Linked DNA regions of Homo sapiens: region 2 is linked to region 1. A link is a loop called in an ENCODE intact Hi-C map of the cell type or tissue named here. Cell type or tissue: PC-9. All regions are shown on one strand.

Region 1 (2,500 bases):
ACTTGTGAAATCATTGGTCGAGATGAATTATGGCTATAAATAAAATTTCACTAATCTAATTATCACTGATTTAGAAATAATAGTTCAACCCAAGACATGCGTTGAAGTGTTCTTTCATTACATAAAAAGGATTTGTGTCAAGTAAACCTATACACAATCTGTTTACATATTACTGGTTTATATGGTACATCACAAATTATGCAAAAAGTAGATCTAGTAAGACCCAGTACCAAAGATTAGAGCTAGTCAACAATACTATTTAAAGGAAAATATGGACAGTCATGAGTCAAAATGTTTTTTCCCCAAATTAACCATAATATATATTGAAGTTTAAAATGAGGAATTCATTTTGGAAAGCAGCCAAGCACAGATTCTAAGAACATAGTAATCCTGTGTTTTATTTTTACTCAATGCAGACTCGAGGGTGTCAGGTGTGCTTTTATATCTCCAGCTTCTAAGTTCAGAGAGGAGATTTTCTATCTGAAACTTTTTATAGGATAGCAAACATTCCTGAGTTTCTTAGTTCAGCAGGTTTAGCCATGTAAGGCAGCTCTTGGGCTAGTTGATCTTTCAGGCTTTAAGGGCACAAGGCTTAAACTCTATTTGACAGAAGAAGAGAAAAACAACACTTAGGAAGTCTGTATATTGGAAGAAATGGAGAGGTGGAAATAATAGACTAAGAGTTATTTTTTTCATTTTCCTTTTCTCCCTCACCCGACTATGTCTTGAGAACAAACCATGTCTCATTCTTCTCTGTGCTCACATCACCTAGAACTACAAAGTAAACTGGAGGAAGGATGGATGGATGGATGGATGGGTGAATGGGCCTTGGGTTGGTCTACATTGATTTTCTGTAATCCAGTGTTCACAAAATGTACTTTCCTTCCAGCATCACCTGGAAACATCAGCATCACCTGGAAGCTTGTTAGGAATGCTAATTATCAGGCCACACCCAGACCTAATGAATCAAACTTTGGGGCTGAAGACCCACAGGTGTTTGTGATGCCCACTAAGGTTGAGAACCCCCGGCTATTATCTAGCCTGTTCTGCCACCTAGTGGAAAATTTGGGAGTTGCAGCTAGTAATGAGAGCCAGATTCCGTTGCTGTAGAAGACGTTTAATTATACCAAGGACTTTCTTGCACTTAAGGTTACTGCACATTCTGAGACTGAGTTTTGTTCTTGTCGCCCAGGCTGGAGTGCAGTGGCGTGACCTCTGCCTCCCAGGTTCAAGCAATTCTGCCTCAGCCTCCTAGGTAGCTGGGATTACAGGCGCACACCACCATGCCCAGCTAATTGTTATTTTTAGTAGAGATGGGGTTTCACCATGTTGGCCAGGGTGGTCTCAAACTCCTGACCTCAGGTGATCCGCCCACCTCAGCCTCACAAAGTGCTGGGATTACAGGAGTGAGCCACCGCACCCAGCCTAAATGTGTTCTAATACTGTACTTGCCTTCTACTTTATTTCCAGTTATCATAGGGCATGTCATGCTAAGACATCAGTAGGCAGCAGAAGGAACTGTCAACAGAGTAAATAGACAATCTACAGAATGGGAGAAAATATTTGCAAACTATGTATCTGACAAAGGTCTAATATTCAGCATCTGTAAGGATCCTAAGCAAGTCTACAAGAAAAAAAAACCATTAAAAAGTGGGCAAAGGACATGAACACTTTTCAAAAGAAGACATGTGTGTGTCCAAAGAAAGCATATTTAAAAAAGCTCAATAACTGATCATTAGAGAAATGCAAATCAAAACCACAGTGAGATACCATCTCACACCAGTCAGAATAGCTATTAAAAAGTCAAAAAATAACATGGCCAGGTGCAGTGACTCAGGCCTGTAATCTCAGGACTCTAGGAGTCTGAGGCTGGTGGATTGCTTGAGCCCAGGAGTTTGACACCAGCCTGGGTAAGAGGGTGAAACCCCATCTCTACAGAAAATACAAAAATTAGCCAGACGTGGTGGCATGCGCCCATAGTCCCAGCCATTTGGGAGGCTAAGGTGGGAGAATTGCTTGAGCCAAGAAGGCATATGTTGCAGTGAGCCATGATTATGCTACTGCACTGCAGCCTGGGAGACAGAGCAGGACTCTGTCTCAAAAAAAAAAAAAAAAAAAAAAAAATTTTTTTTTGACCGGGCCTGGTGGCTTACGCCTATAATCCCAACACTTTGGGAGACAGAGGCAGGTGGATCACCTGAGGTCAGGAGTTTGACACCAGCCTGGCTAACATGGTGAAACTCCGTCTCTACTAAAAATACGAAAAAAAAATTAGCTGGGCATGGTAGCAGGTGCCTGTAATCCTCGTTACTTGGGAGGCTGAGTCAGGAGAATAGCTTGAACCTGGGAGGCAGAGGTTACAGTGAGCCGAGATCACGCCACTGCACTCTTGCCTGGGCAACACAGTGAGACTTTGTCGTATCAAAGAAAAAAAAGAATGAACTTTGGAGAGGTAGAGAAAAGGGAACACATATACACTGTTGGTGGGAGTGTAAATTAG
Region 2 (2,500 bases), 300 kb before region 1:
ATGAATGATAAAAGTCATGCCAATAATTAAAGTTATTAATTTCCCTTTATTTACAATGATGTTAAATAGCAAATCTTAAAAAGCACCATGACAAATTGAGGGAAAGACTACAGATGAAAGGAAAAGGCTTTTTTTTGAGACAGTCTTGCTCTGTAGCCCAGGCTGGAGTGCAGTGGTATGATCTTGGCTCACTGCAGCCTCGACCTCCTGGCTTCAAGCAATTCTCGTGCCTCAGCGCCCCAAGTAGCGGGGTTTCAGGCACATGCCACCACGCCCGGCTAATTTTTGTATTTTTTGTAGGGATGGGTTTTTGCCATGTTGGCCAAGGTAGAGGAAAAGGCTTTATGTTTATATTTTAATACCTTAACAGCATTTTTCCTGCTTTTTTGAATAAGAGATGCCACATTTTTATCTTGCACAAGATCACTCAAATTATGTAAGTGGCCAGAGCTACTTTTTTGTGTGTGTGATTCTGGGCTTTTATTATTATTTTTGAGACAGAGTCTCGCTGTGTCACCCAGGCTGGAGTGCAGTGGCACGATCTCCGCTCACTACAACCTCCATGTCCTGGGCTCAAGTGATTCTCCTGCCTCAGCCTCCTGAGTAGCTAGGATTACAGGCGCCCACCACCACACCCAGCTAATTTTTGTATTTTTAGTAGAGACAAGGTTTTACCGTGTTGGCCAGGCTGGTGTCGAACTCCTGACCTCAGGTGATCTGCCTGCCTCGACATCCCAAAGTGCTGGGATTACAGGTGTGAGCCACTTCGCCCGACCTGATTCTGGGATTTTTAAATGAAGCAATACAGACCTTCTGATTATCAGATTCTTTGTCTGTAAAATGAGTATAATGCTGAATCATTCCAACCAACATCAAGTGACTTCTGCTGCTGGGCAATTATTTTATTAATTTAATATTTTCTATATAACTTTTATGAAGAGATCCAGAAAGCATTCTAGGGGTCTCAGGATAAATAGGGGGAAATAAAATTACTTAGAGTCAGCTGGGTGGGGTGGGGAGGGATAGACTAAGTGTTTTGAGAGATTTGGCAGTTATTTTGGAAGGAAAAAAAAATTCAAAGATTTTGTGATACCTGGTTTTTTTTCTTGTAAAAAACAGAGACTTTAGCATGTCTTCTTTTAAAAATAATTGAAGCAGAAAGAAAAGAGTTGGAAAAGCAAGAAACAGTAATCCTAGAAAGAGTAATCATAAGAACTCCATAAATGTTTATGTGATTTTCAGTGCTAAGAAAGATCGCATTTCAGCATTCTTAAGAAGAAGGCAAAGCAGCTGTTATCTCAAGGAAGCAAAGAAGCTGGTTCTCAGAAGAGTTATTAATGTAAGATGAGAAGCCAGAGTTTACCATGAAAAGCTGTCGCACCTAAGCATTGACTTAATCAGCACGAATTATTCCAGCTTTCTTTGGGAAGCTATTAAGTTAATACCAGCAGGTGGCGCTTTCAAAGTAGGCTCCTGAAGCTGCTGCTCTTCAGGAACTTAAAGTACACTTGCTAATTATAAGCATTGATGACCGAGGAGCAAGGACCTATTTGGGTGGTGGTAGTGAATGTAAGGAGCTTTGATGAAAGTTATATTTTTAGAAAAACAGCTAATCTAGTGTAAAATTACTATTGCTATGTAATAAATTCCCCCAAACTTAATGACGTAAGATAACAACACACCTTAATTATCTGCCCAGTTCCTATGGGCAGGAATTCAGGAATGGCTTAGCTAGGTAATTCTGGGTTAGGTTCTCTTATGAGGTTGCAGTCAAGATGACAGCTGGGCTGCAGCCACCTAAAGGCATGACTAGGGCTGGAGGATTCACTTCACATGGCTCTGGGCGGGAGGCCGTGGTTCCTTTCTACGTGGGCTTCTCCATAGGCTTCCTGAGTGTGCTCACTACATGGGGGCTTCCCCTAGAACAGGCCGTTCAAGAGAGAAAAAGGCAGAAACAGCAATGTCTTGTATGACCTAACCTCAGAAGTCACACATCTTCACTTTTGCTGTATTCTATTGGTCAGATGAATCGGTGTGATACAGTGTGGGAAGGGACCACACAGAGGCATGAATACGAGGGAGGTAAGGACCACTGGGAGCCATCTTGGAGTCTGGCTACCACATTTAGCCACTGGATGAGTAACAGGTATTAGAATTAGATGAAGGAACTTATGCTGAACAAAAAGCAACATTGTCTGAAAAAGCGTGGCTCAGTGGAACCAAAGAAGGTGGTTAATGAGCTGAGCTTGATTCATTAGAAGGTCTAGGGTACAGAAAGAACAGATTCAGGTGAGGTTATAAAACTGTGAGAGATAAAGGGAGAGTGAGCATCTCCTCCTTGTATGTTGTTTCCTTTTGATTCCTCTAAGGAAAATATGCTTAACTAAATTCCATTATTAACACTGGATTTTCTCTTAGCCTTATTATTTTCCACTTCCTCCCTACTTCCTTATCTGAAATCCTATCCTATTCCATTATTATTTAGGATGTGAAGTGGCCT

What was found. A loop is a pair of places that touch in the nucleus more often than their neighbours do. Peaks named below come from ENCODE experiments on the same cell type or tissue, not always from the same donor. Only the 100,000 strongest peaks of a DNase experiment are listed, where the experiment ranks them.
Region 2: it touches region 1 in a loop (13-fold over the local background); 89 of 110 quality-filtered maps call a loop at or near these places.

What each region holds. Positions count from the first base shown.
Region 1 is chr9:120,754,567-120,757,066 of GRCh38, reverse strand. It overlaps FBXW2 (F-box and WD repeat domain containing 2), which reads left to right. Exons shown (of 8, transcript NM_012164.4): 8 at 1-93. Among named protein-coding and RNA genes, the nearest start is that of FBXW2, 38 kb to the left of the region's middle. In PC-9, CTCF peaks have their summits at 838 and 1,046 (motif pointing left); a DNase peak (open chromatin) is centred at 1,026; H3K27ac peaks cover 264 bases.
Region 2 is chr9:121,059,182-121,061,681 of GRCh38, reverse strand. It overlaps a transcript of C5 not described here. Among named protein-coding and RNA genes, the nearest start is that of C5, 10 kb to the right of the region's middle. In PC-9, CTCF peaks have their summits at 1,242 and 1,444 (motif pointing right); a DNase peak (open chromatin) is centred at 1,431.